2 separate regions of the Homo sapiens genome follow, and region 2 is linked to region 1. The links are chromatin contacts, found by Hi-C or POLR2A ChIA-PET in ENCODE. All regions are on one chromosome and are shown on one strand. The core of a region is the stretch at or near the end of the contact, and the rest is flanking DNA. Distances in the headings are between cores, read along the strand shown. Region 1 overlaps OTUD7B (OTU deubiquitinase 7B). Region 2 overlaps VPS45 (vacuolar protein sorting 45 homolog).

Region 1 (5,718 bases), core at 1,997-4,496:
TTTAGCAGTCCTTTGTAACACACACTTACTTTATTTTATTTATTTATTTAGTTTTTGAGACGGAGTCTCACTCTGTTGCCCAGGCTGGAGTACAGTGGTGTGATCTCAGCTCACTGTGACCTCCACCCCTGGGTTCAAGCGATTCTCCTGCCTCAGCCTCCCAAGTAGCTGGGATTACAGGTGGGAGCCACCATGCCCCACTGTAAATAGGCTTAATATTTAAAGTAAGGGCTGGGCTCAATGGCTCACGCCTGTAATTCCAACACTGTGGGAGGCCAAGGTGGGCAGATCACTTGAGGCCAGGAGTTTGAGACCAGCCTGGCCAACACGGTGAAACCCCATCTCTACTAAAAATAAAAAAATTAGCTGGGCATGGTGGCAGATGCCTGTAATCCCAGCTACTAGGGAGGCTGAGGCAGGAGAATTGCTGAATCCGGGGGCCAGAGGTTGCAGTGAGTGAGCCGAGATCGCACCACTGTACTCCAGCCTGGGCAACAAAGCAAGACTCTGTCTACAAAAAAAAAAAAAGGTCAGGCGTGGTGGCTCACGCCTGTAGTCCCAGCACTTTGGGATGCCAAGGTGGGTGGATCACCTGAGGTTGGGAGTTCGAGACCAGCCTGGCCAACATCGTGAAACCCTGTATCTACTAAAAATACAAAAATTAGCCTGATATGGTGGTGGACACCTGTAATCCTAGCTACTCGGGAGGCTGAAGCAGGAGAATCTCTTGAACATGGGAGGCGGAAGTTGCGGTAAGCCAAGAACACACCATGGCACTCCAGCCTGGGGGACAGAGTGAAACTCTGTCTCAAAAAAACCAACCAAAAAAACCCATAAAAAACCAAATAAACAAAAAATTAAGTCAATTTACAACTTAATATATTATTTGCAGCCTGGTGCCATGGCTCACACCTATAATCCCAGCACTTTGGGAGGGTAAGGCAGGGGGGTCACTTGAGGCCAGGGGTTTGAGACCAGCCTGGCCAACATGGTGAAACCCCATCTCTACTAAAAATACAAAAATTAGCAGAGTCAAGCTGAGGTATCTTACCATTATGCTTTTTTGCCACAGGAATGTGGGGTTTCCATGATCGGGACTTGATGCTGCGGAAAGCTTTGTATGCACTGATGGAGAAGGGAGTTGAGAAGGAAGCGTTGAAAAGGCGCTGGAGGTGGCAGCAGACACAGCAGAATAAAGAGGTGGGAGAGCGTGGGTGGGAGCGCCTTGTTTCCTAAAGTTACCAAGCTGCCAAAGTCACTGGGTGCCTGCCAGTAGAAAATATTTCCAAGTGTTTAGGTCAGTGTGACTCCCCTTATGATCCTGAAAATTGGAGAAAATGCAGTTAACACCAATGGGGTAAATGCCTTCTGATGTGGTCATGAGAACTGGTGGTGGGCATGAGACCTACAGAGAGGTTATCTAACATTGTGCTTTTCCCCCAGTAGGTGCTTTATAGCTTTTAGTGGCAGTGTTTTGCAAAATGAGTTATGACAATTCCATAGGATTTTTGTATTGTTTTGTTTTTTTGCTTGTAATAAGGCTAGATCAATTTTTAAAGACTTATGTTTTCAGCCCCTATAGAAATGTGAATGGTTAAAATCTTTTAGGACATATATACCATTTGTTTTTCATATACTCAGTTTTAGTTTATTTTAAATTTTAAAAAGCATAAGGAACCAGCATTCTAATCACACACACACACAAAAAGCATACCTATTTAATTGAGTCTGAACAGTACTTCTCAGGAGTTTGTCAAATGTTGAGGCTGCTGTTATATAAGGCAGTAACAACAGATTGTTTGTACTTGCCCTCTCCAAAACGGGTTGCGCAAACTATGGCTATTTTGTAAGAAAAAAAAAAACAAAAAAAAACAAAAACAAAAAAACCTTTTATCAGAATACAGCCCTGGGCATTTCTTGGATGTTTACACGTGTAACTGCTTTCTTCCTCCAGCAGCACAGTAGTAACATGTGGCCTGCACAGCCCATACTTACTGACTACCTGGCCCTTTACAGAAAAAGTTTGCTGATTACTTCCCTTCAATAATGACATTATGCCTTTACATAAAAATAATGAGGCTCCCTATTTCCTTTTCCTGTGATTCTGTGCTATGTTTATATCTCCTGCTCTTTATGTATATCTATTTTTTTTTTGCCATGTTATGGCTGGATCTTTCTGGCATTTAGTATGGCAATATCTCTTCAGAAACTTTCCTTTTTCATCCACCTTTCTTTTTTTCTCATTTTATTGCTGTCATAACTTGACAATATAGAAGAGTTTTTTTGTTTTAGTTATTTAGAATTTTATATCCTGAAGATTTAATATGTAAGTAGAACATGCTATGTTTCTTCCTCAAAAACAAATAATCCAGTTGTTAAAAGTAGATGATATTAAGATCAGAATCCTCTCCTTGAGCAGCCAGTCTTCCCCAGAAGATTCCTGAGGGAAATAAACCCACAGGGGCAAGGCCACATAAGTACTTGACATTCTTTTTTAGCACCAAAAGCTTGGCTGGATCTCGTGGAAAGCTTTTGCCTGAGCTAGAGCTAGCCTAGAATTTAGAATCCAGAGCAAATCAGTAGTCAGTTTTGTGGTAGTCAGCTTTGTCCTCTTCACTGTTGAGTTCAGATAATACCGGAACCTTAACCACTGCAGAGGCAAGAAAAGGCCAAACCAGAACATGCCAACTATTAAGTAGAAATGACAGCAACACCCAGAAAATTAAGTGTGCCCAATTCCAGTTATTAAAGCAATTAGTTATTATTCTAAAGATGGGGTTAGATTATAATGGTATTTAGCCAGGAAACCCAGAAATACCCACGTTCTATCCTTGGCCAGCCAGCCTTTCCCTCTCAAAGTCAGCCTTTCCATCTGAAAGTCCCCAACATGCATAGAGAATAGTGGCTAGTAATGGAGCAATAGTTTTAGTCCTTTTGCTCAGCACAGTGAAAGTTCATACTGAAAATGTGGCTTTCATAATTGTCTTAGCTTAGACCATTCATAGCATTATTACCCACCTTGGGAGTGGGAATGGTAGGAGGAGGATAATGAACTGGGGAAGCTTCCTTTAGCTCCCCAGTACCAAAACCACACTAAATAAGTTTTGATTTCCTGGGCTTCCTTGTTTTATGTTGAAATTGGTGGTGAGGCTCAGTAATAGTTTCTTAAATGTTAAGGCTAGAAGTTGTACACCACCTAGTGGCTGTGTACATTAAAACAGGAAGCAGAAACCGGCCAGGAAGAGGGAGCCGGATCTGGATGTGTCTATTGGAGTGACTGCAGCACTCCATATAGAACCTGGGCATTGCTCTCTTTATTTTTAATTGAAGTAAAATTTGTGATAGCATTTTACAAATTGAAAATAGCTGTGTCATTTAAAAAATTCCCATTAAATTTGTTCCCAGTACCCCTCATGTTTCCAGTGATTTCCTTCTACTCTGTCAGTGTGCGGTTAAGCCGTATAGACTCATTTTAATACTAATGTCAGCCAAATAAAATTAATAAGTTAAACTTATTTCCCTTATCATTATATACATCCTAAAGCCAATGTATTTTAAAATTGCTTGTACCATTGCCTGCTCTCCTTTGATAAAAATTGTAGTTTCACTTAGCATATGTTTATTGATTATAGTCACAAAATAGACCTTGGGTGTATTGCATAAAACATGATCCTAGCATAGAGGAGGAGATGGACATGTAAATACATAATTGCAACAGGTTATAACATGTATGACTCTTACAATAGACGTCTCTATAGCAGTTAATGCTGGCCGGATGCGGTGGCTCATGCCTGTAATCCCAGCACTTTGGAAGGCCAAGGCAGGCGGATCACCTGTTGGTAGTTCGAGACCAGCCTGGCCAACATGGTGAAACCCCGTCTTTACTAAAAATACAAAACTAGCCAGGCATGGTGGTGTGCACGTGTAGTCCCAGCTACTCCGGAGGCTGAGGCAGGAGAATTGCTTGAACCTGGGAGGTGGAGGTTGCAGTGAGCCAAGATCATGCCACCACACTCCATCCTGGGTGACAGAGCAAGACTTTGTCTCAAACAAACAAACAAAAAAACAACAACAACTCTATAGCAGTTAGGGAGAGAGGATACAAAGGAAGGAGTGGTTGATCTGCCAAGGGAGATTTAGAAGACTATTTGGAGGAATGATACCTGAGTTCTGTCCTAAAAGTTGAGAAATTGTTCACAAGGTTGACAGAAAGTGAGCTACTCCAGGCAGAAGGAACAGCTTAGACAAAAGCTCAGTGGTATAAAACAACATGGTATATTTCAGGAACTACAGCTGATTCAGTGAGATATATCTGACTAGAGAAGTGGGTAGGGGCCAGAAAGTAGGCTTTGTATGCAGCACTTCTACTTGGGAGGCTGAGGCAGGAGAATTGCTTGAACCCGGGAGGTGGAGGTTGCAGTGAGCTGAGATCGTTCCACTGTACTCCAGCCTGGGCGACAGAGTGAGACTCTGTCTCAAAAAAAAAAAAAAAAAAAAAGAAGGTATCCAGGTGTGGGGTGGGTGAAAGAAAGAAAGGAATATTAGATAATTCCTTGGTTTTGAGCTTGGATGTTTGGGTGATAGTTGGTGCTATTCACTAAGGTAGGAAAATAGGAAGAAGAGTGGGTTTGGGAAAAAACAGGAGTTCTATTTTGACTTTACAGAGTTTGAGGTAGCCATGGGCAGGTGGCAGTCTCCAGTAGGTAGCTGGATATATGAATATAGAAATTAAGAAGTCTAGGCTGAGTGCAGTGCCTCATGCCTGTAATCCCAGCATTTTGGGTGGCTGAGACAGGCAGATCACCAGGTCAGGAGTTCGAGACCAGCCTGGCCAACATGGGGAAAGCCCGTCTCTACTAAAAATACAAAAATTAGCTGGGCCTGGTGGTGGGTGCTGTAATCCCAGCTACTCGAGAGGCTGAGGCAGGAGAAGCATTTGAACCCGGGAGGTGAAGTTTGCAGTGAGCCGAGATTGTGCCATTGCACTCCAGCCTGGGTGACTCTGTCTACAAAAAAAAAAAAAAGAAAAAAAGGAAAGAAAAGAAAAAGAAAAGAAATTAAGAAATCTGGGCTGGAGATAGATGGTATATACCATACAGATGGTAGTGGATGAGATTATGGCAGTAGAAGAGATCACCCAGAGGGAACCAAGGTGAAAATCATTGACACACCACTAGTATTTTGGGGGCAGACAGAATTTAGAGGAATAGAAAGTAATTTTATGGACGCTAATGGCAAAGAAAATTTAAAGAGGAAAATAACCCATGTGAAGGCTAAGATGGGAACCAGGGTCCACTGAATGTGGCAATTAGAAGGTCATTGTTCTTTGCCAAAATCAGGTAGGTGAAATGTTATGTGGCAGGTGGGTGAGCAGGATGGAGGGCAGAAATGGGACAGATTGCAGTAGGTCAAAAAGAATGGATGATAAAGAAGTTTAATAGTCATAGACTATTAGTTCATGGATCTTGACTGTAAAAGAGATAAGAGATTTGACTTTGTAGTACAATTTGTAAACCAAGTGCTAAGGGATTAGGGAGTAAGTAACAGTGAATAAGGTGGAATAGGTATTGCCTCTTAGAACCCAGCCTCTAATTGCCCAATGTCCCCTGCCTGTCCTTCACACAGTCAGGGCTGGTATACACAGAAGATGAATGGCAGAAGGAGTGGAATGAACTGATCAAGCTTGCCTCAAGTGAACCCCGAATGCATCTAGGTACC
Region 2 (6,222 bases), core at 2,225-4,724, 130 kb before region 1:
GCTTTAGTCCTTAACATTACTCTAAATTTTCTGTTTGTTCAGTATTTCTGGCTTTTATTATTAATATCTTTGTTAGCTTACCTGTCTCTGAGTGTGCTGGGGCCTAAATAAGGATATAGGTTTTCCTTAAGCCTTCCTTTGATGAGATGATCCAGGGTTTCATGTAGGAAAGGTTGATGCTGTGTATATACATTTTCTACTCCCTAAAACAGGGGAAAATGGTTCTTATGTCATTTTTGGGAAATTGGCAACACAAGAATTAATAATATTCATATCAGAAAAGGACATACACTCAATAGAGATTTCATGGGATAGATTTACGTAACTGTGGGAAATTTAAAAATTATTTTAATCAGCTAGAAATGTTCTAATCTCATAAAAATTACTCTGTAATTTAGGGCTAGTTATTGTAAAGGATTTTTTAAAAATGGAATTGCTTAAATCCTTAATCATGTCTTCACTGTCTCTCACCCTTTTGTGAAATGTTAAATGATAGGTAGAGCAAATAAAAGGAAAGGATTATGTATAAAAAAGACTGAAAATACCCAGGAAAATAGAAAAACTTCAGGAAACATAAGAAAGGCTGCCGGGCGCGGTGGCTCACGCCTGTAATCCCAGCACTTTGGGAGGCCGAGGCGGGCAGATCACAAGGTCAGGAGTTCGAGACCATCCTGGCTAACACGGTGAAACCCCATCTCTACTAAAAATACAAAAAAAAATTAGCCGGGTGTAGGTGGTGTATGCCTGTAGTCCCAGCTACTCGAGAGGCTGAGGCAGGAGAATGGCGTAAAACCCGGGAGGCAGAGCTTGCAGTGAGCCGAGATCACGCCACTGCACTCCAGCCTGGGAGACAGAGCGAGACTCCGTCTCAAAAAAAAAAAAAAAAAAAAAAGAAAGGCTAGCAGATTAGAATTAATTTTTGAGTATTTTAAGAAAACAGGTTAGTATTTTTAAAAGATCAAAAGTTTGCTTCATCTTTAATTTCCTTCAAAGAGAAACTACCTAAAAAATCTTTAATTATAAACAAATGGTGTAAAATATCTGTGACTAACAGAACTGTTGGTCTTTTTCTTCTTATTTCCTGGAAATACCTCCAGTTATTTCCTGCTAAGCTATTTGGTCCAATGTTGATACGGCTCTAAGACAGAAAGCACTAAAAGAAAAAGCTTTCAAGAGGATGCCAGTTTTAATTTCATTTAACTGACACAGTACTAAATTAGCAGCAATCTTCAAGATACTTTGAAGATCATATTCATTCACTCTCAGCCTCAAGGACTTCAACTGTTCTCACTCAGGAGAGCATAGAGGAGATGTCTATACCTTCAGTCCTTTGAGGAATTGTTTGGTGATAGCCACAGCATCTTTGGGGCTGAAGAGGTCACTTCCTCTGACTCGTTTACCACCATATTCAACAACTGCAGACACGAGCTATTAAGAAAGAGAAGCAAATTTTGATTGCTTAGGCATCAGGAAGCCCATTTCATAAGAAAATAATTTTATTAAGGAAACAAAAATGAAAAGACAGAATTATACATTTCTGTAAATAAAAATAGTATGATTTATCATTCGTTAGAGCTAAGAATATAATAACAGAGTTGGTTCCTGTTTGGTGGGCTAATATGGAAACTGGTTACCTTTCGATACTTCTCAGAAACACCTTTATTCCTGAGGTCCATCATTAGTCCTGGCAGGCTATTGCTGCTGTGTCGCTCATAATGTAAAGCATAAAGCATCACCAGGCGGGCAGCATCAAACTCTGTCACTTTGGGGTTCTGCAGAAGCCTTTTTATATTCTGAAGAAAGATAGAACTTATATTTATCCCCCTTTCACTTGAGTCATCTGTTGTACAATGCCTTAGATCTAATAATTATTGAATGGTAGTGATACATCACTACTATGACAATTATAAGTCATACATTTAGCAACTGTCTCAACTATAGAAAATTAAATGCCTTTTGTCCAAGGTAAGAATTAAATAAGGAAATATATTTCCATTGTAATTGCTTTAGGACAAAAATGAATTTAATAATGGATAGTTCCACTTTTCTTTTCCAATAGCTGAAGTTGTAATTTCCTTGCTGAAAGAACACTTACTATTTCCACGACTTGAATCAATACGGCACAACAAAACTGACTAGTTGATTTGCAAAACCTACTGCTTTCTCTTAGTATTAATGATTGACCAGTGAAATGGAGACAAGTTGGTAGAATTTTACACAGACTGGGCTTGATCTCTAAGAAGCATCAGAACATGTCTCAACATGGTTGACAGAGATGAGTATGTAATAGCATGTAATCTCTAGATTTAGTACTTAATGATTTTAAGAGGCAGGTACCGATAGGAAAGGGGGCCAGGAGAAGCCATGTTTACATTTTTTAATCCTCATATTCAGGACCTTCCATATAGTATAGATTTATATTTATTATGCAGCAGAACAAATAATTTAATTCAAGTCAACAAATACTTTTGAGTCCCCATAAGGCAGTATGTCATGCACTGTTGCAGGCACACAGATAAGTTAAAGACAATTCCTGTCCCCAGTGAGTTCACAGTCAATGGGGTGAAGGATGATCAAAGTAATATAATTTATTCTGCTATATACATGTTTCTTTAATGTACTTTAGTTCTGTGAGATGGATAAATATGGAAATGGTGTCAGTTTAACACAGAAGGCATATTGGTTCACATGTAATTTTTCCAGAATGGATAGGCTTTCTTATGATTAAAGGGGAAGCCTTACCAATACCTTAAGAAAAAAAGATGATAATCCTACAGAAGTGTGTTCTGCAAGAAGTATCTGGTTTTGTAGCTTCAAGAACTGTTGCACTTTCCACTGTGTTATGCTATATGGGGAAAGGGCAAGTGCAAATAAAAAGGATGCAAATATATTGCACTGTGTAAAAAAGCAAAACAAAACAAAATAACAATCAAACACTGATTGATGAAGAAAGCTGTCTCCATATGGTATTTTTAATTTTGACAAAGTAGTCTTTATGAGAAGTGAGTATTTTCAAGACCTTATAATTTGAAGAAAACATGAGCCCCAGGAATAAGGCTGCAGAGGATGGACTGGCTCTATTTCTAGGTGCAAATGCCGGTGGAGATTTAACCATGCTAGTATTTTTATTATAATTGTTACTATTTTTATTAGGGCTCTGATTTAAAAATTATATGAATGTTTTCTTTCTTTCTATAGTCATGTAGATTTTAAGTGGTCTGCTTATAACCCTATATTCTCATAACCCTTTTTTTAGTGCATGTTTTTATAGAATATGAGGTTTTTCAGGAACAAATATGTGGTGTTATAACAGAAACATGTATGCAAAAAACAAAACAAAAAGCAAAAGCTGAAAATCAGTGCAAAAGAGGAAGGGGAGAGAAAGGGGAAGAGAAAGTATATTGGGTTGTTGAGAAATTAGGAAAGACTTCACAGAGGTGACACTTGCCAAAGGTCCTGAAGAATCAGTAAGTATTGGAACCAGTGTGAGAGACCAAAAGCAGTGGCACTATCAAAATAAATATGGAAATCAGAGGAAGAAATGGCTTGGTTTGAAAGGCTGGCAAGAGCCTTGAAGGGCACTGAATTCTGAGGACATAACTATCAACTATATGATTACTTTACAACTTACAAAATGCTTTCACGTACATTATCTCTTTTGTACCTGACAACAACCATGTCCAATGTCTAAGAGCTCTTCTGTTCACACTGACTAGGGACTATGATGATAATGGGGAACCTCCCATGTAGCTTTCAAGTACAGAGTTCTCTGAAAGAGATTTCTATTGTTGATTTTTTGGGTTACTATTTCACTACCATCATCCTTAAGGGATCAAAAAGGGAGAAACTTCTCTTCTGTAGATTTCGATCCCAAATTCGTAAGATTTTTCTTATTTTTTTCCTTTCATGGGATCTTTCCCCTAGAGCAGCCACGGAATACAGCCCATTTAGGGTATCTGTTCAAATGTTCCACTATTTTCTACTATAATATGAAGAAATTTCAGGTACAAATTATGTATGTATCTCAATCAACAGCGTAAGTTTAAAACATTAAGAAATCCTGTTGGGGGCCGGGTGCCATGGCTTACACCTGTAATCCCAACAATTTGTGAGGTCGAGGTAGGTGGATCACTTGAGGTCAGGAGTTCGAGACCAGCCTGGCCAACATGGTGAAACTCCCTCTCTACTAAAAATACAAAAAATTAGCAGGATGTAGTGGCGGGTGCCTGTAGTCTCAGCTACTCAAGAGGCTGAGGCAGGAGAATTGCTTGAACCTGGGAGGCGGAGGTTGCAGTGAGCCGAGATTACGTGCCACAGTACTCCAGCCTGGGCGACAGAGTGAAACTGTCTCAAATAAATAAATAAAAATTTTAAAAAATTTTTTTAAAAAGAAAAGAAATCCCATTTGGGATTTCTGTTGTTACTTTTCTTATAGGCACAATGTCTCATTTCCTGCCCTTGCAGTCACTCTCTTACCACCTTTTCTGGCTGATCTGTCTCTGTACTTTTAAGCAAATCTGAGAAATCCAAGTAACTATAAATTCACAAAACTGGTATGATGACAGTCAAAGACTATTTGCAGTAATCAGTCTCTGCCCTTTTCTATTTACCTTCACTTGGATCTTGACTCTTGGCTGTTTCTTATTAGAGATAGTAAGTGTTGTTGATGATGACGTGGAGAAATAAGAACCCTTACACACAACTGGTGGGAATGTAAATTAGTACAGCCATTATGGAAAATAGTATGAAGATTCCTTAAAAAATTAAAAATAGAACTACTATATGATTTAGCAATCTAACTACTTGGTATATATCCAAAGGAAATGAAATCAGTATGTTGAAGAGCTATCTGCACTCCTATGTTTACTGCAGCACTATTCAAAATAGCCAAGATATAAAATCAACCTAAATGTCCATCAACAGATGAATGGACCAAGAAAAGCAGTATTTAGGTCGGGCACGGTGGCTCAGGTCTATAATCCCAGCACTTTGGGAGGCCGATGCAGGTGGACTGCTTGAGCTCAGGAGCTGGGGACCAGCCTGGACAACATGGTGAAATTCTGTCTCTACAAAAATACAAAAATTAGCTGGGCATGGCAGTGTATACCTGTAGTCCCAGCTACTGGGGAGGCTGAGGTGGGAGAGTAGCTTGAGCCTGGGAGGCAGAAGTTGTAGTGAGCCAAGATTGCACCACTACCCTCTAGCCTGGGCGATAGAGCCAAACCCTGTCTCAAAAAAAAAAAAAAAGAAAAAAGGGAAAAGAAAATAGCAGCATATATATATATATATATATATTTATTATTCAGCCATGAAATAGAACAAAATCCTGTCATTTGTGGCAAAACAGATTAACCTGGAGGACTTACATTAAGTGAAATAAATCAGACACAGAAGGACAAATAGTGCACGATCTTACTCATATGTGGAATCTAAAAAGTTGTTCTCATTGAACTCATAGAAGTAGAGAGCAGAATAGCAGTTACCAGAGGATGGGATGGTGAAGGATAGGGGTGGTTAGAAATTGGTTAATAGGTACAAAGCTACAGTTAGATAGCAGGAATATGTTCTGGTGTTCTATTGCATAGTAGCATGAATAGAGTTAACAATAATGTATTATATATGTCAAAATAGCTATAAGAGAGGTTTTTAAATGTTCTTATCGCAAAGAAATGACAGATGTTTAAGGTGATGGATATGCTAATTACCCTGATTTGATCACTACACAATGTATACATGTATTGAAACATCACATTGTATTCCATAAATCTGTACAATCATTATGCATCAATCCTAAAAAAAATCCACTTCCATTCCTTGAGACTTGGTAGTGGTATTTAGATTGCCTGGCTTGACTCTTAGTTCTTGACTGAGGACTTGGCCCAGATCTGACCAGGCTTACTGCGAGTAATTATTTTGCCTACTTTTGAGCCCTTAGGACCCAACTCATGGCTCAGGTCCATGTTCTAGCTAGAGGCATCTATTCTCTCATGAAAAGAAACCTGTAGGTACAAGCTGAGTTCTTTCTTTTCTTTCAGCTGTATCAGTCCTTGGAGACGCAGGACCTTTTTGTCTGCCTTGATCCCACTTTATCCTTTGACTTCATTTTGAAGGATTTCCCTCATAACTACTTGACTTGTCAACTTGATTGACAGTGGCATACATTACATTGAGATTTCAGGGCACTAACCAGAGAAGAGGAGAAAAAAGAATCAGAGAGGCTTA

Evidence for each region. A loop is a pair of places that touch in the nucleus more often than their neighbours do. ChIA-PET counts read pairs that join two places held with the same protein, here RNA polymerase II (POLR2A). Pooled maps may share reads with other maps.
Region 2: a loop to region 1 is called in a pooled map, with 2.2 times the contacts of the local background. The contact joins two enhancer-like sites. A Hi-C loop is called at or near these places in 1 of 50 pooled maps. POLR2A ChIA-PET finds 5 or more read pairs at or near these places in 2 of 52 experiments (PC-9 and WTC11).

The regions. Positions count from the first base shown.
Region 1 is chr1:149,959,704-149,965,421 of GRCh38, reverse strand. It overlaps OTUD7B (OTU deubiquitinase 7B), which reads left to right. Exons shown (of 12, transcript NM_020205.4): 6 at 1,073-1,200; 7 at 5,626-5,718. Among named protein-coding and RNA genes, the nearest start is that of MTMR11, 26 kb to the right of the region's middle. Within about 2 kb of position 3,246, at least 3 of the 41 ENCODE cell types and tissues checked have a DNase peak (open chromatin) inside an H3K27ac peak, as active enhancers do.
Region 2 is chr1:150,087,508-150,093,729 of GRCh38, reverse strand. VPS45 (vacuolar protein sorting 45 homolog) reads right to left here. Exons shown (of 15, transcript NM_007259.5): 11 at 1,635-1,793; 12 at 1,321-1,428; 13 at 82-203. Among named protein-coding and RNA genes, the nearest start is that of VPS45, 23 kb to the right of the region's middle. Within about 2 kb of position 3,474, at least 4 of the 41 ENCODE cell types and tissues checked have a DNase peak (open chromatin) inside an H3K27ac peak, as active enhancers do.